Linked DNA regions of Homo sapiens: region 2 is linked to region 1. A link is a contact called in ENCODE Hi-C or POLR2A ChIA-PET data. All regions are on one chromosome and are shown on one strand. Each heading gives the region's core, a stretch centred on a gene start or an enhancer-like site at or near the end of the contact. The rest is flanking DNA. Distances are from core to core; before and after follow the strand shown. Region 1 has its middle 20 kb from the start of ZDHHC22. Region 2 overlaps SPTLC2 (serine palmitoyltransferase long chain base subunit 2).

Region 1 (6,120 bases), core at 1,314-3,813:
ATTAGTTACCTTGAAGTTTAATCGCAGTGCTAACCTTTGTAAGATCTATAGTTGTGTTACAGGTGAGCCATAGAATTAATAGATTAATTTTTTTTTTTAACGGAGTCTTGCTCTTGTCGTCCAGGCTGGAGTGCAATGGCATGATTTCGGCTCACTGCAACCTCTGCCTCCTGGGTTCAAGCGATTCTCTTGCATCAGCCTCCCAAGTAGCTGGGATTATAGGCGTGTGCCACCACGCCCAGCTAGTTTTTGTATTTTTAGTAGAGATGGGGTTTCACCATGTTGGCCAGGCTGGTCTCGAATTCCTGAGAATTTTGGCAGGGTGATCCACCCGCCTCGGCCTCCCAAAGTGCTGGGATTACAGGCGTGAGCCACCGCACCCAGGTGCTTAAATTTTTTAAAACATGGGGTGCTTAGAAAAGAGGTTCTGAGGGCCTCCAGTAAGATGGTTTTATAGTACGGTGTTCTGTCAGATTTTTAACTTCTTTGTATGGAACTCTGGGAGAAGCTCTTTGCCAGTCTGCATTGGTGTTGCCTTTCATATGATTATCTTGTTGCAGCTAATGTGGATTTACTACCTCCCATGTAAAAACCTGGTCTCAAAGAATTCTTACTGGCCCAAAAGGAGAATGATTTGGGGTTAAATCAGATCATCTCCTTTTCTGGTCAGCCATCTGCAAACAGCCCTTTCATTTCATTTGAGATGAAGAAGGTAACTTTTGTATTTGGGAGAGTGTTAGTTAGCTTATTTCCTTTCAGACTTCTCTCTGCACAACCAGGGATGATGTTTCTTCGTTTTTTTTTTTTTTTTTTTTTTGAATCGGAGTCTCGCTCTGTTGCCCAGGCTGAAGTGCAGTGGCGCTGTCTCGGCTCACTGCAAGCTCTACCTCCCGGGTTCACACCATTCTCCTGCCTCAGCCTCCTCAGCCAGGATTACAGGTGCCCACCACCATGCCCGCTAATTTTTTTTTTTTTTGTATTTTTAGTAGAGACGGGGTTTCACCGTGTTAACCAGGATGGTCTTGATCTCCTGACCCCGTGATCCGCCCACCTCAGCCTCCCAAAGTGTTGGGATTACAGGCATGAGCCACCGTGCCTGGCCTCTTCATGTGTTTTAAGGAACAATTTGGGGCTGCGTGCAGTGGCTCATGCCTGTAATCCCAGCACTTCAGGAGGCCGAGGTGGATGGATTGCTTGAGCCTAGGACTTTGAGATCAGCCTGGGCAACATGGCGAAACCCTGTCTCTCTAAAAAATACAAAAATTAGCTGGGTGTGGTGGCACACACCTGTAGTCCCAGCTACTCTGGAGGCTGAGGTGGGAGGATCACTTGAGCCCAGGAGGCGGAGGTTGCAGTGAATCAAAATCATGCCACTGCATTCCAGTCTGGGTGACAAAAACCCTGTCTCACAAAAAAGCCAAACGAAAAACAGAACCACTTGGGTTGATTTAACATTATTTTCACTGTCACTAGTCAGAGATGACATAGATGCAGTGATACTTTGTGAGGTCTTTATTCTGGTCCAAGCCTTTTGGGTCAACCTTTCATCTACACCAGAAGAGAGATTAGAGATGAGAAGTCTGCCTGGGTGACACAGCACAATCAGAATCCCTGAGAGAAAGAGGCAGAAGAAAACAACGACTGTGCCCTAGCTCCTGCAGCCTTTACCTCTGCTACGTCAGTTTCCTTTATCAAAAGAGGAGGGGCATAATCCTCGCTATGCACTTGACATCCTGAGATGAAGGTGCAACGCAAAAAAGTGATGTCTCAAAAGTGTTTTAAAACTGCTCTACGGAGCAAGGCAGCCTCGCCGCTCACAGACCCAGTGATGGAATTCAAGTGATGGCATTCAGCCCCTTCAGGGTTGTGACTGCTTGGGATAATTAAGACTGTCTTCTACCAAAATCTCATTTACAGTGAATGAGAGGAGAGAAAATATCAACCCAGGATGGTTACTCTTTGACTGGCTTCCTGGAAGGAGCTGTTCTGTGGGTCCATGTGTGACCATTTTGGTTTTTTCCTCTCAGAATCCTTCCTTTATTTTCTTTCTTTTTACTTTTTTTTTTTTTTTTTTTTGAGACGGAGTTTCACTCATGTTGCCCAGGCTGGAGTGCAATGGTGCAATCTCGGCTCATGGCAACCTCCACCTCCCGGGTTCAAGCGATTCTCCTGCCTCAGCCTCCTGGGTAGCTGTGATTACAGGCATGTGCCACCACGCCCGGCTAATTTTGTATTTTTAGTAGAGATGGGGTTTCTCCATGTTGGTCAGGCTGGTCTCGAACTCCCAACCTCAGGTGATCCGCCCACCTCAGCCTCCCAAAGTGCTGGGATTACAGACATGAGCCACCGTGCCTGGCCCCCCTTTATTCTTAAAACACATGGCTTTCCTATCTCTTTCTAAAGGATGGTTATGCAAGACAGAATTGCTTGAAAGAACAGTCTGTATGGTTCCTGCCTTAAATTACAGCAGCTGGAGGAGATGAGTTGAGCAAAAAAGCAAGAAGGGCCCATAGAATATGAAGATAACCCAGGGAGTGGGAGGAAGCTGTTAGAATATGAAGGAGAATGAAAACCGAAAGTGGGATCCTGCGGCCAGCCCTTGTGAGGGCCCTGGCAGGTGGAGTGATTATTATCCTTCCAGCAAGGCAGTCAGAGTGGCTGGAGAGCATGAGAGTAAAAATAGCTGCCGTTACATTTCCTACAGACTCACTAGATCCCAAAAATTGCAGTGGCCTTGGAAGCATGTTTGTTCATCCTGGTGTCTTTATAACAGAAGAGAGCAAAGGCCTCCATTCTCTGGGGACAGCCCACAAAGCCCCTGCCTGCTGGGTGGACAGATGGGAGCGCTTGGCATGGGGCCTGCCCTTCATTTGAGGGTGAGAGTGAAAAACCAGAAGCCCTGAAAAATCAAGACCTGCCACCACTTGTAGATGGTAAACCACAATAATCATGTCTCTACAGAGAGCTGGGTTGAAATTATCATCTCCACTCAACCCTTGCACAAGTGAGTACATTGCCCAGTCAGGGGAAGAGAAGAAGCCTAAAGAAGTTACACACAAATGGAGCACCACAACCTCAACGAGTCCTGCATTGTCTTCAAAAATGGCAGGAAAACTTGGCCCCAGAAGCCTGGTGGTCCTGCTGGTTAACATTTCATTCTGCTTCCCCTCTGAGCTCCAGCAAGGTTTCTGGGCCTCTCCTCTCATCACTGGGCTGCTCAGGAAATGCAAATGAGTTTCACTTCAGCAAAACACAGAGAAAGGGCAGTGAACCGTCACAACAAACAGCCCCGGATACCCACAGCCCGACAAAACAGTGACAGGCATGGTTTAGACTGTGTGTTTTCAATAATGGTCCCCTGGGCTCTCACAGGCCGAGAGAGTGAACTTCAAGGTGAAAGCCTTTTATTTTTTTGAAAGGATATCCAAGTTGATGCTTGTCTTGGCAAGGTGTATTTAGAAGTATCATGCTTTCCAGCCTGTGCTGATTTTATTCTTGAAGCATTTTATAAACATCAATTGTGCCGTGAAGCTCCTAGCTAGTAAATTACTAACATTGCTGATTGTACTAGTCAGGTTGGGCTGCAGTGACAATGTCACTTCTGCTCAGCCCGTGGCCAAGACTGGCTCCTGGCCCCACCAGTTGCATGGGGATCAGGACATGTGGGACAGTATGCACTGAATGATTTAAAAAAAAAAAAGTCAACATGGCAGAAATATTTAATTCAAGGGAAAAAAAGGTTCTTGGACCCACAGGATCAGAGGTGAGCAGGCACCAGTCAACACAAGGCCACAGGTCAGCCCTGGGGTAGGTCCCACTTTGGGGACCTTTAAAAATCCTCAAAAACATGGTCCTTGTCACTCAGATTTTCACACCTTTCCTCCCAAAATTGTATTCCAAAACCCGAACATTTCTCCTTCTTCTGAAAGTATTAATGATTCCTGCAGCTTACCTGACCAAAGCATTGTCATTATTATTTCAAGGAAACACATTTTCAACACGTTTATGTCCCAGCTGCTGACTGAGCTGTGGATATAAAATGGTGGCTAAAACAGACCTGGTCCCTCCTTCTAGTCTTGTGGGAGGTAGCAATGACAATCAGTTAGTCAATTGCCCCTTTGACAGTTTTGGTCTCTGTAGGTCTTAAACATCCAAAGCTGGGTGCGTAAGCCTAGACAAGGTGATATGTCCTACTCATTTCAAAGATAATGCTTTAATAACCTTTGGGGTTAGCACCCTTTGATTAGGGCAAGAGTCCTTAATATGAAACTATAAGTCCACCCCAACACACCCAAGCACACTAGGAGGGAGTTAGCAGCAGCAGATTATCCCGTTGAGCGACCCACCTTCAGACTTCTGAGCTCACCCACAACAACAGCACCTGCATCTGCTTTCCCCAGCTGCCGCCAGCATAAGCATACACATGACCCCTTGCTTGACTTACCCTAGTCCTGGCTCTGGCTGCAACAAACAGTTGTTGAGGCCCAGGTCTATAGAAAGATACATGTGGTCCCTGGCCTTGGAGCCTAGGCATCTGAGCCAGGAGTCATGACCCACAGGAAAAGTAGTGACGCAAGGTTGTGCCTGGTGCCCAAGGAAAATCACAGACCAGAGCTGCAGGAGCTCCCTGAGACCTTGAGAGGAACTCACGATGATTGAGATCTAAGTAGTGATTGAGATCTCAGCCTTGGCATAGGGTAGAGCTTCCATAAGCTGTCCGTGCCTGGTCAGCCATTTGCAAACAGCCCTTTCATTTGAGATGAAGAACACAACTTTTAGGGATTATTTCAGTTACATAGAGACAACATAGGAGAGCAGTAATGTGAGCAGAGGGGTTTTAAGGGAGTTCACCTGATACAGGTATAGAGAGGAAGGGGAATAGCGTTTTAGCCAAAGGAAAGAGCAGGAGTACAGACATCTTGGTGAGATGGAAATATCATGGCTTTAGATCTTGATCTGGTCTCTGTGTGATCCTAGCAAGTTATATAACCTCTCTGCACCTTGTTTCCTCATTTGTTAAGTTACCGTCAACTCTGAAATATTGTTGTGCCTTAATGTACAGTATATAGTACAGTGGCCTCACATGGTGGGTGCTCAGTAAACAATAATAAGATTGCTACTGCAAGTGAATTGTGCCATTCCAAGAACAAGGACTGGGCTCTCTGAGCTGGCTTCAGTCCAAGGCCAGCCTTCCACTTTGTACATACAGGCAGTGGCCAGCAAAACAACCCAGCTCCCTGCCTACCTCTGGCACCCTGCTGCACCCAGAACAGAGCCCCTCCTTTGCACACACCCTGCAGAATACCTGCCAAGCATGCGCTCCAGCTCTCCCCAGCCTGTCCCAGTCCTCACCCTCCTTTAGAGTTATACAGCTGGTGGGTGGGGAGCTATGGAGGAATCAGCCCTACCCTAGCCAGATCCAGCCTCCTAGCTGGCCCAGCCTCCTAGCTGGTGACTCAGCCTCCAGGCTCCTGCACAATCTGTCCTCCACACCTGCATCAGGTGAACTTCCTCAAACCTCTGCTCACTTACTGCCTTCCTCGGACACCTCCCCTATAGCGGTTCTAGCCTTGACTGTGTAGCAGAAACCTCTAGGGAGCTTTGAACATGCACAGGTCACATCCCAGACCTGTCAGACTCTGGGGAAAAGACCTGCCTTCCCCCACCCCCATGGATATTCTCTAAAGCTCCTCAGGGGATTGCAGATAGGCAGACAAAGCTGGGAATAATTGCAGTGGGTCCCTTGTGGGGGATTGGACTTGGGGCTGGGGTGAGGAGGCGTGGGGACCAGTTCCACACAGCGAAGTAACTGTCATCTGCAGTATCGCCAACACCTGGGAGCCTATGAGAAATGCAGAGTCACAGGCCCTGCTGATTCAGAATCTACATTTTACCAAAGTCCCCAGTGTTTCCCCGCACTGTCGAGTTTCATTAACACTGGCACCAGCTTTTACTAATTGCTCACGGTGCTCCAAGTGCACAGCCAGGTGTTTTACACACACCATCTCATTTAATCCTCACACCCCTCAGCTATGAGCACCCCCTTTGACAAACAAGGAAAAATCTGCCGTTCCTTCAACAAATCCTTCCTGAGCACCCACGTGCGAGGCTCTGTGCTAG
Region 2 (6,120 bases), core at 1,479-3,978, 460 kb after region 1:
GAGTTATTTTTAAAAATAAAGAAGCCAGGCTGGGCGCGGTGACTCATGCCTGTAATCCCAGCACTTTGGGAGGCTGAGGGGGACAGATCACTTGAGGTCAGGCATTCGAGACCAGCCTGGCCAACATGGTGAAACCCCATCTCTACTAAAACAAATACAAAAATTAGCTGGGTGTGGCGGTGCATGCCTGTAGTCCCAGCTACTCGGGAGGCTGAGGCATGAGAATTGCTTGAACCTGGGAGGCGGAGGTTGCAGTGAGCTGAGATCACGCCACTGCACTCCAGCCTGGGTGACAGAGCGAAACTCCATCTCAAAAAATAAATAAGCCAAATTTTCTTCTGAACTATAATCCAACACAGTATCAAATGTAATAGAAAGATATATCTTAAAAAGCTCAACAATGAAGAATATGTAAGGAAACCAATCATATTGTATCCTCAGCTGCTACTCCTATTTTGAGAGAATACTCAATTTATAATAACATATTTTCTCAAATGAAGAAACCCTTTTGTAATTGTTGTCAAATAATTTCCCAACCAAGACTCACTTGAAGGACCAGTTATAATCATGAGACTGTCTCTCCATGATGTCCACCCTGGCTCCAGGCACACTACAGATTGGCCGATTCCAGTTGTCTCTTATCCTCATGTACAGATTCCTTGTATAAAAGTTTTCAAAATCTTGATACAATGACACAAAGTCCTGCCAAGAAATGGTGACATACCATAAATTTAACTGAGTTACTTTATTAAAAAATTTTTTAACAGATGACATGATCTTTTATTTATGTAAATTTATGGGGTATAAGGGCAATTTCATTACGTGCAAGATTGTGTAATGGACAAGTCAGGGATTTTACGGTATCAGTCATTCAAATAACACACATGGTACCCATTAAGTAATTTCTCATCATCCACCCTCACTCCCTCACCCTTCCAAGTCTCCACTGTCTATCATTCCACTGAGTTACTTTAAAAACAAACTTTACAACTTCCATTTTCATACTGTAAGAGCACCTGAGAATGAGAGGCCACTTATATTTAATTAACTGCTAAATCAGGACAGGCTTGGTGGCTCACGTCTGTAATCCCAGGACTTTAGAAAGCCAATGCAGGAGGACTGCTTGAGCTCAGGAGTTCGGGACAAGCCTGGGCAACATAGCGAGACTCTGTCTCAACAAAAACATTTTAAAAATTAGCCAGGTGCAGTGCACCTGTAGTCCCAGCTACTCGGGAGGCTGAGGCAGGGAGATCCCTTGTGCCCAGTAGATTGGGGCTGCAGTGAGCTATGATGGCACCACTGTACTCCAAGCTGGATAACAGCAAAAACAACAACAAAAAAAACCCTGATGTATCAGGAAAACATCTGGAAAGGCATCAATTCTCTATGATTATTTTAACACAACTCTTATCAGATAAAAGTCACTTAACTTTAATAGTTGACATATATTACATGGTTTCAAATAACTGACTTCATGAATGTAGAGCACAAGAATGTAAATTAACAAAGTAGTCCTCATAAAAATAAAATGTAGTCATACAATTCTGTCATTAAATGGTTTCCCTCCCTAATAATCTCAAAAAGACGGCTCTTCCCTCCCCACAAGCCTCCTCCCACATTAATAGATTAGGGGAAATGCCATAAAAACCACATAATTCCAATTTCAACCAAGAAAAACAATTCCAAAATTAAGATTCCATCCTTTGCATATTTTCAAGGATCAAAATGAAACAAATCCAAAGAGAAAATAATAAACAAGAAACACTATAAAATAGGATATAGGGGCCGGGTGTGGTAGCTCACACCTGTAATCCCAGCACTTTGGGAGGCCGAGGTGGGTGGGTGGGAAGATCACTTGAAGTCTCAGGAGTTCAAGACCAGCCTGGCCAACATGGCGAAACCCATCGCCACTAAAAATACAAAAATTAGCTGGGCATGGTGGCGGGTGCCTGTAATTCCAGCTACTCGGGAGGCTTGAGGCAGCAGAATCGCTTGAACCTGGGAGGCAGAGGTTGCAGTGGGCCGTGGTCACTGCACTCCAGCCTGGGCAACAGAATGAGACTCCATATCAAAAAAAAAAAAAAATGGTTATAGGAAGCCACCCACCTTAGGTTCTTTTCCCTTTAGAAAGGAATTTTTTAAAAAAGAAAAAAAAAAAAAAAAAAAGAGGCCAGGTACAATGGTTCATGCCTGTAACCCCAACACTTCGGGAAGCTAAGGTGGAAGGATCGCTTGTGGCCAGGAATCTGAAGTGACAGTAAGCTATGACTACACCACTGCACTCCAGTCTGTGCAACAGAGCGAGAACCTGTCTCAAAAAGAAAAGAAGGCAGGACACAGTGGTTCATGCCTGTAGTCCCAACACTTGGGAGGCTAAGGCGGGAAGATCACTTGAGCCCAGGAGTTCAAGACCAGCCTGGGCAACATAGTGGGACTCTGTCTCTACAAATAAATTTTTAAAAAGAAAGAAAAGAAAATACATTCCCAAAATGAATTCCTATGCTCAGGAACTTAACCCTTCCTCTGAGAGATTAAGTTGTACTAAAACTTAAGTCTGTAAAAAATCAAGTCACAGCGGAGCAGAAATGCTATGCCTGGTGTGGTATGACCACTACTCAGAACACATGTGACCAGACCATATGAGATCTACTTAAACTCTTGAATGTAAAGGGTAAACCAAACAACAAGAAAACGAAACTACAGTTTTTACTGTATCAGCCAACTACTGAGTTTATAACCATTAGATCTGGGCTTGGTGCCAATATAAATTAAGCTGTTAACTAAATCAGTCAAAAACATTGAAAAAGCTTAAGCCTTATTCTGTAAAAGATTTTCATTGCTAAAGAAGGCTGCATACAACTCTAAAATTAACAACTTTCTATGACACCGGACTCTCAAGTGCCTATTGAATGAGCCTCCCAGTAGATAAATCTTATAAATAAGGCTGAGCAAAGTCAGAAGCTACTCTAAGAATTTGCAGTACCTGATACCATCTCTCTTTTTTTTTTTTTTTTTTTTTTGAGGCAGAGTTTCACTCTTGTTGCCCAGGCTGGAGTGTAATGGTGTGATCTCGCCTCACTGCAACCTCTGCCTCCCAGGTTCAAGCGACTCTCCTGCCTCAGCCTCCCAAGTAGCTGGGATTACAGGACTCTGCCACCATGCCCAGCTAATTTTTTGTATTTTTATTAAAGACGGGGTTTCACTATGTTGGCCAGGTTGCTCTCAAACTCCTGACCTCAGGCGATCCACCCACCTCGGCCTCCCAAAGTGCTGGGATTAAAGGTGTGAGCCACCATGCCCAGCCACCATCTCTTTTACAACTGGTTCTAATAGTTAATTTTCCTCAGGACAGAAAATATTCATAAATAACATGTCTATCACAATTGGAAATTTTTCATTTAAATGGCATGTCCATTTTGATAGCCTTCCAACAAGTATACTGGTTGAATGAAAATAGGAATAGAGATATCCAATTCTAATTAAAACTTTTTATTTGGCTGTTATTATCCATGCATTTATTTCCCAAAGGAAAAAACAAAAAGTAGTCTTCAATCCTTTTCATTCATGTAAAAAAGGGTAACAGTACTAACGCTTCTAATGAAGGAAATGACAGTACTGATTATCTCATTTCTTTTTTTTAATTAAAAAAAAAAATTTTTTTTTGAGACAGAGTCTCACTCTGTCACCCAGGCTGGAGTGCAATGGTGTGATCTCGGCTCACTGCAACCTCCGCCTCCTAGGTTCAAGTGATTCTCCTGTCTCAGCCTCCCAAGTAGCTGAGATTACAAGTGCCCGCCACCACACCTGGCTAATTTTTGTATTTTTTAGCAGAGACAGTGTTTCACCATGTTGGTCAGGCTGGTCTTGAACTCCTGACCTCAAAGGATCTGCCTGCCTCAGCCTCCCAAAGTGCTGAGATTACAGGCATGAGCTATGGCGCCCGGCCAATCTCATTTCTTTATAATCTTTCTAAACACTGCACATTAATGTTCAAAGTATTAACTCCAATATTAAGAGAAATATTTCCTTACAGACAAATTTTTATTAGCAACAAAAGCAATATTTTTTGTTTTACTATATAAAACAGAAAAACCTTAGAGTCTGCTCCAAATACCAGAGGGATTATCAAACCCCAAGATAGAAAAAAGACTGCAGGCCAGAATGAAGTAGAGCTTCACCCCTCAGCCTTGGGCTAAACAAAGAAAACCAGAGGCACAGCTGTCTGGGATTAGGAAGGAAGCAATGGGTTCCAATTTCCTGAACAAAGAATTGTGCCTGCCATGGTCAGGCATTTCCATCTCTCCTTAACAAGTGATTAAGTCACAGTAGCACAGGGTAAAGGAGGAGAAGCTGTCACAACCAGGGATGTTAGGGACCAAAAGCGGGTGGCATAGAATGGTAGGAGAGAGGGACTTACGGCCGAAATCTCAGCTCCCCTTTACTCCTTAGCTAAGCTCCAGGGTAGTAGCTCTGATCTCAGTCAGTAGGTTCAGCAGAAAGATTTGATAGGCATGGCTGGGCGCAGTGGCTCACGCCGTAATCCCAGCACTTTGGGCTCAAGGCGGGTGGATCGCTTGAGCCCAGGAGTTTGAGACCAGCCTGGGCAATGTAGTGAAACTCTGTCACTACAAAAAATACAAAAATTAGCCAGGTGTGGTGGCATGTGCCTGCAGTCCCAGCAACGTGGGAGGCTGAGGTGGACAGATCACTTGAGCTCAGAAGGTTGGGGCTGTAGTGAGCCAAGATCGGACCACTGCACTTTAGCCTGGGCAATAGAGTGAAAAGCTGTCTCAATAAATAAATAAATAAATAAATAAATAAATAAATAAATAAAAATAATAATTTTAAAAAAGATGAGAAGGGCAGCAAACCAAACTCCCTGCAGCTTAGCCATGAAAAAAAGGAGGGGAGGGGTCACTACTTGCAGTTCCAGTTCTAGGCAATGGGAGTGTATTTCCAAAAATATCAGGTTAACTTTAAACACTCTAAGACCACAGTTAAACTAGGGGGGTAATCTTTTCATTCATTCATTCAAATATATCTTAGTGAGTACTCGATACATACTGGGTTGTATGCCAGACTTTCAGGATACGTTAAAGAACAAGACAGTTCTCTCCGCAAAGAGTGATAGCCCCACTATTCCGACCCTCATTCCCCCATCTCCACCACTCTCTTCCTCCTCCTCAGTTTGGTCACTGTGAAGTGACTTTAGTTAAGGCTTATGTAATACTCATCATCATTGACCTAATACTCAGTTATTGAACATTTACTGAGCAGTACCTTCCAGGCACTAAACTGGGCACTGGGAATAAAAATGAGTAAGAACAACCTCTACACTCCCTAAGAACTCTTAGTGTAGTGGAGAAACACACAAATAAATACAATATAATAAGTACTATAAAAGAGTGTTTGTCCAGAGAAGGAGCGAATACCTAACTGATAAGGGAGTGACAATGGTAAAGTCAAGTCCAAGCAGCCTTAAGGATATACTCATAAACATTCTTCCTGAAGATCCTCACAAATCCCATATCCTAGCACATGTAAGGAGAGGGAAAACAATACCTACTCGCGACTAAATGCTGGATCACTGGGCTTGAAATACTCCTCACTTAAGAGCCTTCTCAACTCAAGAGAACAACTCAAACTCTTGGATTTGCTGCTTAGAGATCAATGAAGACCTTATCAAAAGTAGTCTAGGGACATCTCAATAAGAAGCCAATAAATATCCTTTACTGGTTAAGCCTATTTAAGGTAAGCCTTCTAGAAAATATCCCATATTGTTTAATATAATATACATAAGTACCACCTATTGTAGCACCTATACAGGCATTAAGAACACAGGGGGCAAAGCTGGATGCTATCACTTTTTGAAGTCCACTTTCTAACAACTGTCCCTTTGTTAAGCATCATTCTGGTCCAACACAGATAGTCAAATATGTTTACATGATGATGATAAAGATGATGAATAATCACAACAGCAGCAAGAGTGCCCATCTACTGAGTATTTATGACATACCAGGCACTTGCCAAGTGCTTTACATGCACACATATTTATATACTTATATATGTAAGTATGTAAATATACATACTCTGCACACTCTTAAGGAAGATATTTCTTAC

The links. A loop is a pair of places that touch in the nucleus more often than their neighbours do. ChIA-PET counts read pairs that join two places held with the same protein, here RNA polymerase II (POLR2A). Pooled maps may share reads with other maps.
Region 2: a loop to region 1 is called in a map with no recorded cell type, with 8 times the contacts of the local background. The contact joins two enhancer-like sites. A Hi-C loop is called at or near these places in 2 of 37 single-sample maps with no recorded cell type and 4 of 50 pooled maps. POLR2A ChIA-PET finds 5 or more read pairs at or near these places in 4 of 52 experiments (B cell, MCF 10A, OCI-LY7 and 1 more).

Annotation. Positions count from the first base shown.
Region 1 is chr14:77,118,353-77,124,472 of GRCh38, forward strand. No RefSeq gene overlaps it. Among named protein-coding and RNA genes, the nearest start is that of ZDHHC22, 20 kb to the right of the region's middle. RefSeq lists enhancers at 2,501-2,700, 2,711-2,770, 2,781-3,010, 3,391-3,570. Within about 2 kb of position 2,564, at least 16 of the 41 ENCODE cell types and tissues checked have a DNase peak (open chromatin) inside an H3K27ac peak, as active enhancers do.
Region 2 is chr14:77,578,408-77,584,527 of GRCh38, forward strand. It overlaps SPTLC2 (serine palmitoyltransferase long chain base subunit 2), which reads right to left. Exons shown (of 12, transcript NM_004863.4): 3 at 548-702. Among named protein-coding and RNA genes, the nearest start is that of SPTLC2, 35 kb to the right of the region's middle. RefSeq lists a silencer at 5,445-5,645. Within about 2 kb of position 2,729, at least 8 of the 41 ENCODE cell types and tissues checked have a DNase peak (open chromatin) inside an H3K27ac peak, as active enhancers do.